Linked DNA regions of Homo sapiens: region 2 is linked to region 1. A link is an interaction called in ENCODE POLR2A ChIA-PET data of the cell type or tissue named here. Cell type or tissue: CD4-positive, alpha-beta T cell. All regions are shown on one strand. Links, peaks and the distances in the headings refer to the core of each region. The heading gives the core; the rest is flanking DNA. Region 1 has its middle 110 kb from the start of CCND2. Region 2 has its middle 20 kb from the start of LINC03141.

Region 1 (5,373 bases), core at 78-5,077:
CCAGAAATGGGAAAGAATGACACTATTACCTGAGTAACAAATCATTTGTAAGTCAAATGACTTTTATTTCTTTGTTTTCAACATACTGAAAAAGGACTCAAGTTATCAGTTGATGTATTATCAACTGACAAAAAAATAGTTTTGATGATACATCACCATGTGATTTTTCAGCAAATAATTTGGAAGTAGTTCAAAGAATTGGATGACATTGCCATTGTAAAACTTCTCTTGCCATCTACTTTTAATGTGAACAAAGTATCCATAAAAATGAAAAATCAGGCCAGTCGCGGTGGCTCACGCCTGTAATCCCAGCACTTTGGGAGGCCAAAGCGGGTGGATCACGAGGTCAGGAGATCGAGACCATCCTGGCTAACACGGTGAAACCCCGTCTCTACTAAAAATACAAAAAATTAGCTGGGCGTGGTGGCTGGCGCCTGTAGTCCCAGCTACTCGGGAGGCTGAGGCAGGAGAAAGGTGTGAACCCAGGAGGCGGAGCTTGCAGTGAGCCGAGACCACCCACTGCACTCCAGCCTGGGCGACAGAGCGAGACTCTGTCTCAAAAAAAAAAAAAGAAAAATCAGAATGAAATTGATCTTGAATCATGTAAGTAATATTCATCCATGGACATATGGCCTAATTGAAAATACTTTTGTGGTAAAATTTTATCTTTTATTAAGTAATTATTTATAAAAGTATGAATATTATGTGAAGTCAAAGAAAAATTTATTCCAATATAAACACACATTTTTGTGGCAGAGAAACATAACAAAATGAATAAAATAAAATATTTTTTCTTTTTTTTTTTTTTGAGACAGGGTCTCACTCTGTCACCCAGGCTGAAGTGCAGTGACACAATCACAGTTCACTGCAGCCTTCACCTCCTGGGCACAAGCGATCCTCAGCATCCCGAGTAGCTAGGACTACAGGCATGCGCCACCACGCCTAGCTAATTTTTGGATTTTAAAAATAGAGACAGGGTCTCGCCATGTTGCCCAGGCTGGTCTCGAGCTCGTGTTCTCAGGCGATTGGAAAATAAAATATTTTCAATCCAAAAAAATATGATTAGATACAATTCTGTGGAGCTGAAGGAGACAAGGCAGCTATGTCAAACCTCCAGCTCTCAAGGGCTTTTACATGCATTTTTTTAAATGGATGGTGATCGAGATCAAGTCAGTAGATTCCACTTGAGATATTTCATAGTGAGATAACAGTATATTTTTAAATGTCAATAAAATGTCAATATGGCAAAAGTCACACCATTTGTAAGTATTTAAACTTATGATAAAGCATTTTAGATGCTTGACGGGTCATTTTCAAAATTATGTTCCAAATTGTCTTAGGGGCATGCGAAGGCCACCCTTCTGGTCTCCGCAGCTCCGCTCCCCAGGACAGCGGCTTCCTAGGGCTGTCTCTGTGCATCTTCAAGGAGGGCGACTTCTTGGTTCAAGTCCCAAGCTCACCTCCTTGCTTCCATTCTCAGGTTGGTCCCCAGGGCGTGAGACACACCAACGCTCCCATTCCCTCTAGTTTCTCTCTTTCCCCCACTTTCTCACTCGTTTCAAGAGAACGTTCCTATCCAGCGAATTTGTCATCATTTTCACTGCCTGGGTAACAACCATCGCAGCTGCCTTTTTTTTTTTTTTTTTTTTTTCTTGCAGGGAATGGGCCTGGAGCCGTGAGCCGTCCCCTTCGCTAACCCCCAACCCCGCCTTCTCCTGCTCCTCCTCTCTTCACTCTTCCTGCCTCTCGGCTCCGGGGTCTCCTCGCTTCCCCGCAGTCCCCGCCCCCCAGTTCCCAAAGCGGCACCCGGGCCTCGCCTCCTTCCAGCGGAGCCGCGCGCCCTGCGTCCTGGCCTCCCCGCCCCGAGTCCCCTTCCCTGGAGCCTGGGGGACCGACAGTCGCGGGCCACGCACGCGGTCCCAGCCTCGCCGTCCGCCCCGGGGAGAGCTGGAAGGTGGGCCCGGATCTCCCACATCACTATGAGCTCATTCCAGCCCCGGCCAAGCAAAGCCTGGCCCTACTCGCTCCACATGCATTTCAGTCTCCTCTCGCCTTTCATGCGCGGAGGAGCCGGGAGGGAGAGGATGTGACCTCATCTGCGCGGCATCTGAGCCCAGGGGTGCCCCAGCTCTTCCACCCAGGCCGCTCCCCGAGCCCAGCTCCCCGCGCCCCTCTCTCTATCCAGGAGAGACGCATTGGACAGCCAGGAGGGCTCGACGTGGAAGGAAAGGAAGCTGCAATTCTGGGACAGGGGCAGACGGGAGAGGAAGTGAACGTGGCTAAACGCTCACTTTATGTAAAACGTCCCCCAGACTAGAATCTCGTCCACAGAGCTGCACACATACACTCGCACGGGCCCGGCTTGTACTCAGGCAGGCACACTCGCCCCCCGCCGTCCCCACCGCATCCCCCATACCCGTCCTAACTCACTCCAGCCCCAATACAACCAAAAGGCATGAATTCAGGCGAAGGCGTTTTCTTCCCCATTTCCTCCTCATGGCAGCAACGGAAACCTGAATCTCAGAGCTGCCATGGGACCAGGGGGCCAACAGACCAGAGGCACCATCCTCAGAGCCCCCGGTCTGCCTGGGACTGGGAGCATGGCTGTGGCGCCCAATGAGAACATAGTGTCCATAGTGACCATGATTCTTCAAGTGGTGTCTGAATTTCCCACATTAGCTAAATTCCTTTGGGAGCTTCAGGGTTTCCAGTCTTCCAGGGTTTTTGGCTTAAATGCAAGTACCTCTTGGAAGAATGGCACATGCCCCCATACCCTCAGGGTAATGGGACAAGGAGAAGATGGAGTAGGGGGTGAGGCTCAGAAAGGCAAGGGAAAGTGGCTCTATCTCTCTCCAAGTCACTTCTCAAACTGTGCAGGGTTTGCAGGAAAGGTGGGTGGTCTACTCCTTCCCTGCTTTTCCTGAGACTCCAGCCAGAGGGTGGGCTCCTATCTGGGTTACTGGCGTAATGTCCCTGCCCTCTGGGATCCCTCCTCTAAAAAGTTTGCACATAGCTTCATTCTGTGCTGGGTCCACTTTGTTCAAGTTGGAGTCACCCAACTACCAATAGAAAATAGCGAATAGAAAATAGAAAATAATAGAAATATAGAAAATAGAAATATACTAATATAGCCAAACTGGTGGTTCCCCATCACAAATGCTCTCTTCCCCTCTTCCCTGCACACACACACACCCATCACCATCACCACTCACCTAGCTGACTCCTCACCTTTCAGGCCTCCATCAAAGAGGCCTTCACCAACTGTAGTATCTAAAATTGCCCTGCTCAGTGTCTGTTATATTACCCTGTCAGTTTCCTTCCAGGAATGTCATTATTTGATCTTGTTTACTTATTTTGTTTACTTATTTATTTACTTATTATCTGCAGTGCTACCATCACCTCCCCCTACCAAAACCCCTTCCGAACACACCCAGCTCACAAGTACATGAGTTCTACAGGCAAAGAGACTTGGCCAGTGTCACTCACCATTTGTAAAGTTGCAGGATGGGCCTGGCGCCCAGGAAGTTCACATCTGAATATGTCAACAAAGGAAGAAATGCTAGGTGTTTGTGATACCTGGTGCCCTCTGCTTCCTTCTGTGTTAAAGCTTTCCTAATAATCCAAAGTATTTTTTGTTTTTTGAGATGGAATCTCAGTCTGTCGCCCAGGCTTCAGTACAGTGGTGTGATCTTGACTTGCTGCATCCTCCGCCTCCCAGGTTCAAGTGATTATCTTGCCTCAGCCTCCCAAGTAGCTGGAATTACAGGTGCGCACCACCACGCCCAGCTAATTTTTCTATTTTTAGTAGAGATGGGGTTTCACCATGTTGGCCGGGTTGGTCTCGAACTCCTGACCTCAAGTGATCTGCCTACCTTGGCCTTTCAAAGTGCTGGGATTACAGGAGTGAGCCACCGCGCCTGGCCAAATTATTATTTATAGTATATAAACATATATTAACATATAATACCTATTATATGTAATATATAATTATATATACATATATACACACAATATGTAAGTATATAACATACAATTATCAGTGTCTGTCATCTGTATTAGACTGTGAGCCACTCCAGGCTGCTAACGTTTTCTGATACCTCTTGAGCTCAGCGTCTAGCCTAGTGGCTGGCAGAAAGTAAATGTTCAAGAGTTTATCAACCTATTTGTTTGCTGTACAATGATGAGAAAAGTATTGATTTTGAATAGTAGGAAAGTGATAAATCTTACATTTGTACAGCTCTTAAAAGACTGCTAAGTTCCTCCATGCCATTTCATTCCCATGACTGTAAAACGTAAGCATAACATAGCATTCTCCCTCCTCTAGAGATGAGCAGACTAAGTCTGCAGAAGGCTGAGTGATTTCTCCAGGGCATGAATTAGTAGGAGAAGAGCACTGAAATGTTCAATAGTAACTGTAGAACTGACTTATTTCTTCTTTCAGTTCTATCACATTTTGCTTTGTGTATTTTGAAACTCTGTTAGCATAAGTTCGTTTAACACTGTAGAATTAGGATGGACTCATGCTACTTCTCATGGCTTTCCTTCCAGCTTTGTTTTGTGGTGGGTTTTCCAATCCCATAACATTTAGTTCATGCATTTCCTCTTAATAGCTTTCCCTGATTTCCTCAGCAGAGATAATCTCCCTGCAATCATATTCTGGTTATGCCTTGTATACACACCTTTATTATCTTCACAATTTTACTCCGATTATTTGTATTTGTGCATGTTTTCTCCACTGGATCATGTACTCTTCTCAAGATAAGACTGTGAATTATTTATGTATACCTGTCCTATTCCTAGTACAACACAGAGTACCTTTTAGGTACTTAAATCAACTCTTAATTGACTTTGTTCTCCATATCATAAGAAGCATAAGAATAGCACCCAGAAGAAATACATGACAGACCAATGCACTGGAAGCCACTTTCAACACGACCTAGGAAAGCATGTCATGTTGTGAGGGTTGCCTGCCTCAGCCTTCTGCTCAGGGACATGGGTGTGGTCCCCAAAATCAATGGCTCGTCCTGTGCTCTACTTACAGTCTCCCTTTACCACCTCAGAGCCTACCTCCCTTCTTTACCTGGCCAATACTAAGTCCCTAGTGTGGGAGAGGTTCTTCGCTTTTGTGTTATAGGACCATGTATATAAGACCCTAGGGCTTAAGGGAGGTCTCCCTGGGAAGTGATGATCAAAATGAGATCCAAGGAAAAGTAGGAGCTAGCCAGGCAAGGAGAAATGAATGAGTGTATTGCAGACAGCGAAAACAGAATCACCGTGACAGCAACGTTCACTGAATGTTCAGCCTCAGCGTCACAGAGGCCCTAGGGAGCCGGGGACTGTGAGCGCTAGAGAGCTAAAGTACTCAGCTCCAAC
Region 2 (5,373 bases), core at 317-5,316, 130 kb before region 1:
GAGGGAATACCTAGGACCCGTAGGGGTGAAGGCAGGCTAGCTTCTGAATCACAGCTGAGGGGATGATACCTAGAAAAGTTTCTTGCCATGCGTAAAGCTTCCCTGCCTTAGCATCTTCCTTTAGAGATAACTATGACTGGCACCCAGATCACATTGGTAATTCAAAGAAACAGCAGTATAAATTTTATTTATTTATTTATTTATTTTTTTAGAGGGAGTTTTGCTCTTGTTGCCCAGGCTGGAGTGCAGTGGCATGATCTCGGCTCACCACAGCCTCTGCCTCCCAGGTTCAAGTGATTCTCCTGCCTCAACCTCCCGAGTAGCTGGGATTACAGGAATGCGCCACCATGCCTGGTAATTTTGTATTTTTAGTAGAGACGGTGTTTCTTCATGTTGGTCAGGCTGGTCTCAAACTCCCGACCTCAGGTGATCCGCCCGCCTCGGCCTCCCAAAGTGCTGGGATTACAAGCCTAAGCCACTGTGCCCCACCTAACAGCAGTATACATTTTAAAAGAAATTTATTTTTTTGACCAAGTTTTGGGATGCATTTTTTAGTCCAATAAAAAATACAGGCAGCTGGGCATGGTGGCTCACACCTGTAATCCCAGCACTGTGGGAGGCTGAGGCGGGAGGATCACTTGAGCCCAGGAGTTCGAGATCAGCCTGGGCAATATGGCGAAACCTTGTGTCTAGAAAAAAATACAAAAATTAGCCAGGTGTGGTGGGGTGCACCTGTAGTCCCAGCTACTCGGGAGGCTGAGGTGGGAGGATCACTTGAGTCCAGGGAGCTCAAGGCTGCAGTGAGCCATGATTGTGACCACCACTCCAGCCTGGGCATGGGCAACAGTGAGACCCTGTCTCAAAAAAAAAAAAAAAAAAAAGGATGTGTGCGTATATACATATATTCACACACATATGGTAGGTATACATCTATATATACATGTATCTGGTAGGCTAAGCCTACCACATATCAGAACAGACACCAAAATAAACAAAATATCAGAAAAGATGACCAAAATTCTTAACTAAATGGACAGTTTGGATACTGCTCCATGGTAGAAAAGGCTGTACTGTGTAGCTAGTGTTCTGTAGATTCTGGAAAGGAAATCTCTTGTTTACGATTGTGCTGCTTAGCTTATAATAGATACACCATAAATATTTGTTGAATGAATAAAGGAATAGAACTTTCATTGGTATGGAAAGAGTCCTGAAGGGCAGGGGCAAAACCACAGCATCTAAAGTGCTAAAGCCATCTGTTCTAGCAATTTATTTGCTATTTCTTGGAAGGCCTATTATTTTATAATCCAATTTCCTGACAGAAGTAGAAGCCCATAGGTTCTAACACCTTTGGCTATTTGAACCTAGGTAAGTTATCTAACCTGTCTCAACTTCCACCACCTTATCTGTTAAATGGGTATGATAATTCTTTACTTACCTGGGGATAATTTAACTGTTCTGATGGGGTACAAAATAGAAGTGGCCTCTGTCCTTTCTAGTGGAAGAGATAGTAAGCAAATAAAATTAGAAAATTACAGCTTTTAACATAGGCATGATGGAAAACCGCAGGGTGTCACGTGGGAGTAGCAGTGGGACCTCATTCAGATTGGGGCACAGGGAAGGCTTCACTAGTAAAATGCCATTTATGCGGAGACCTGAAGGATGAGTTAGGAATTGGCCAAGAGATAGTGAAGGAAACAGCACGCGCAAAGGCCTGAGGCAGGAAAAAGCTGGGGGAGAGGGGCAGTAATTTCAAGCAGCCCAGAAAGACCACTGGGATAAAGCTGGATGGAGAGGGACAGAGATGCTCAGAGGTACTAAGGTGGGGGAATGACATGATGCCATTTACATGTTGAGAAAAGCACTTGGGCCGCTGCGTGGAAAATCGTTTGGGGCTGAAGTATAAGAACTGGATCTCGGTTCTTACAAGAACCTGAATCTTAGCGCCAAGGACTCTAATGATCCTGCTCAAACCTCTCATTTGAAACACGAGAAAAAAACCCCAAAACACCAGAACTACAATTGTGAGAAGCCTTGGCCAGGATCGCACGTTAATCTGGTTGTAATGTAGCTGTGAACTAGGGTCTCTGACTGCTCTTCCGCGATTTATGAGCCCGTGCCCCCCTCCCCCCGCTGCCTTCTGCAATGGTGGAGTGGCCAGGAGATGACTGCCGGGCGTCGGAGTTTTGAGGCAGGCGAGGGTGGCTCGCAGGCCAGGCTCCTGCGGTCCGGGGAAGATGCGCAGCAATGCGCCTCCAAGCCGGGCCCAGGCCGAGCGCCTCTCGCCGCCGCGCACATTCCGGAGGGGGACCGCGGGGCTCAAAGGGCCTGCGGCGTAGGTGGCTCAGCCCTTTCCTTGGCTTTCCCTCCAGGGCCATACTTGCCGAAACCCACTGCCTGAGCCTCCCGCCCGCCCGCCGCGCCCCCGCCCGGGGCCGGGAAACGAGCAGGGACAACTCCCCGCCCGCGCCTCCCCGCGCCCGGCGGCCCGGCTAGCAACCCAGAGGCGCGGCGCTGCGATTGGCTGCGCGGGGGAGAAGGGGCGCTGCGCTGCTCCAATCGCCGGCCGCGCCCGGAGGCCGCGCCGCCAGGAGGCCGCGGACGCGTGCTCGCATGCCTGTGGTATTTGCTCAGAGGGGCATGACCACTTCGGGCAAGCCTTTAAATGTGAGTCAGCTTTCGGCCGATCCCTGGGAAAAATTCCTTCGGTGTTGTCAGGCAGGGTTCGCTAGCTGCAGCTTTTTTTTTTTTTTTTTAAACAATTCAAAAGGGATAATCCCGCTGAATGGGGAAAGGCATTCGGACCCCGTCTCCCCGGAGGAGAGGCCGTGGGCAGTGCCGGGGGCCAGGCCTCCCCGACTCTGGGCGGCCCCGAGGGGCTGGTTTTCTGGAGGGTCAGGGCACCTGCCCTTTCTTCCCTGCGCCCTCTCCCCAACTTCAGCAGGGCACAAAGGGCCGGGGGGCACGTAGACCGCGGGGCGAGCAGTGCCCCCTGGAGTTGTGCCCGGTCCCGGCCTCCCTTTCTCCCCTCTCTCCGCGCTTCTGCTCCTGGACCCGGCCTGGGGAAGCCGAGCGGTTCTAGGTCATCTCTCCACCTCCCTAAGCTTCAGTTTCCTCATGGGCGAAGGGGAAGGCGGACAGTAGAGGAAGTGAGCTGGCCTGGGAGTGTGGAAACTTGGCGTGTTCTCCCAGCTTAGTCTTACTAACGTGCTTGGGCAAGCCCCTTCTGCACTCCCGGCCTCAGTTTCCCCATCTGTAAGATGAGAGAGCCGGTCTGGAAGAGTCCATGAGTGTAGTGACATCAGGCGATCGCGGTACCCCTTCCTGGGGCCTGTGGGCGCGGGGTGGATAAAGCCCTGTGACTTGCCCGCCTGCTCCTGCACAACTCCATAGCTGCTCCCCCAGGCCACCCAGCTTCCCCTCCCAACGTCATCTTAGAGACGCCCAGTAGGCAGGATTGGGAGCACCAAGGGGAAAGAAGACCAAAAAAGGCCGAGGGCTGAGGGAAGTGAGTTGGGACTGGAGGGGTTTATGTGCAATTTGATTTTAAACGAACATCTTGTGCAGAAGAAGAGGCAATTTGGCACCTGTTACTGGTGGGTTAATAGCTTAGGCACTCTTGGTAATGGGGATACAATACTGTGAAGACCAGATTAGCCGACTGTGGCAGCAAATTATGAGTTGACCGGAGGCTGGGTGCGGTGACTCGTTCCTGTAATCCCAGCACTTTGGGAGGCCGAGGTGGGTGGATCACCTGAGGTCAGGAGTTCGAGACCAGCTTGGCCAACATGGTGAAACCCCGTCTCTATTAAAAATACAAAACATTAGCCGGGCGTGGTGGCAACTGCCTGTAATCCCAGCTACTCGGAAGGCTGAGGCAGGAGAATCGTTTGAACCTGGGAGGCGGAGGTTGCAGTGAGCCGAGGTTGCACCATTGCACTCCAACATGGGCAACAAGAGTGAGACTCCGTCTAAAAAAAAAAAAAAAAAAAAAAAAAAGAGTTGACCAGAGAGATGCCATAGAATCTCTGCGCTTGGGAATCTTTGAAAGATAAGGCAGGCACCACCCTCCCTCCTTTGAAGGGCTTTGAAATCCAGGCAGAGTGAAACTCTTAGAGCGCTCTGAATCAAGAGACCATTGGAGCACTGGCTACTTCTGTGTGTGAGAAGTGTGGTTTGGTAAAAAAGAGCATTGCACTGTGCTGCTAACACAGGGGTGTGACCTTGGGCAAGTCACTTGCCTATTCTCAGTCTCCTTTTCATCTGCAGCAGGATGAGGGATTAAGCTAATTGACCTCTTAAAGTCCCTTACAACTCTGACACTCCACGATGAAATGGAATAATGTGTGAGTAATTGCTTTGAAAACTGCATAGCACTAGGGGTCTTTTTGTTGTTATTTTTATATAGATAAAGGTGACCTGAGAGTTCATTAAACTCTGAAACTGGTTGTAAATCAGGCCATCCACAGCCTACCAGCTGAGATTGCAACAGGGCATTTTTTGGCGACAGGTTTCTCTGGCCTGTGAATCAGTATTATTTATTCTGTTTGTACTGTCAGTTCCTGCCCTGGTTTTGTAGCCTGAGGCAGCCACTCTTCGCACTCTGCCTTGGTTTCTCCACCTCACTTGCCTTCTCCAACTTCTTGTGATTCAGATGAATCATGCTATGCCTTTGCCAAGCTTGGATCTCCTGGAAACAGGACTGCAAATTTGGAGGAAGAAAAACGAGAACCAGATTGGTTTGCCACAACTAACTTTGACCATTCTCCTTTTTCCTTCTCTGTGATCTTCCAGTTGTATGGGGGGCTCTGGGATGTATGCAGATGGGGAGGGGGAATAGGCTGAAGATTGAGAAAGAAAAAGGCAGGTGCCAATCATAAAGGAAAGGATTTAAAAATGTATTCCTACCAATTCAGAAATAGGGAAAGACATCTAAACCATCAGGAGGGTCAGATGATCATTATGCACTATACAAAAAAGAGTTCCTAGACTGGAAACCTGGTGCAGAGTTTAGTTCTGCTTGGGCAGGTCAGGGTAGTCTTCAGAAGGGGGTGATACCTGGGATATTTCTAAGGAGAAAGAGCAGTTTTTCTTGTAGTGAGAAGTGCATCTAGCCTGTGGGTAGGGCCTGAGCAAGGCAGAAAGTGAGACTGTGTAGTGGGGCTTGCGTCTCCTAGGAAAGGCCAGTCGCCAGGTGTGTTGTGAGCTCAGGTGAAGATGGCAGAACTGGAGCTGGAAGGCAGAGTTATAAATGGTTTTATCTGTCCTCTTAAGAAATTTGGACTTTATTTTGTAGGAAATGGAGAATAGCTACAGTCTTTTGAATAGGTGGGAGAGATCAGTGGTAGGAACATTGTTTTTCAAACTTCAGGTTAT

The links. Peaks named below come from ENCODE experiments on the same cell type or tissue, not always from the same donor. Only the 100,000 strongest peaks of a DNase experiment are listed, where the experiment ranks them.
Region 2: POLR2A ChIA-PET joins it to region 1 with 5 read pairs; 4 of 35 experiments call an interaction of 5 or more read pairs at or near these places.

Annotation. Positions count from the first base shown.
Region 1 is chr12:4,162,907-4,168,279 of GRCh38, forward strand. No RefSeq gene overlaps it. Among named protein-coding and RNA genes, the nearest start is that of CCND2, 110 kb to the right of the region's middle. RefSeq lists a silencer at 1,800-1,969. In CD4-positive, alpha-beta T cell, for the core only: no CTCF peak of the experiment used is centred there; a DNase peak (open chromatin) is centred at 2,085; H3K4me3 peaks cover 1,315 bases.
Region 2 is chr12:4,028,851-4,034,223 of GRCh38, forward strand. No RefSeq gene overlaps it. Among named protein-coding and RNA genes, the nearest start is that of LINC03141, 20 kb to the left of the region's middle. RefSeq lists a silencer at 2,312-2,551. In CD4-positive, alpha-beta T cell, for the core only: no CTCF peak of the experiment used is centred there; DNase peaks (open chromatin) are centred at 2,541 and 3,171; H3K4me3 peaks cover 1,368 bases.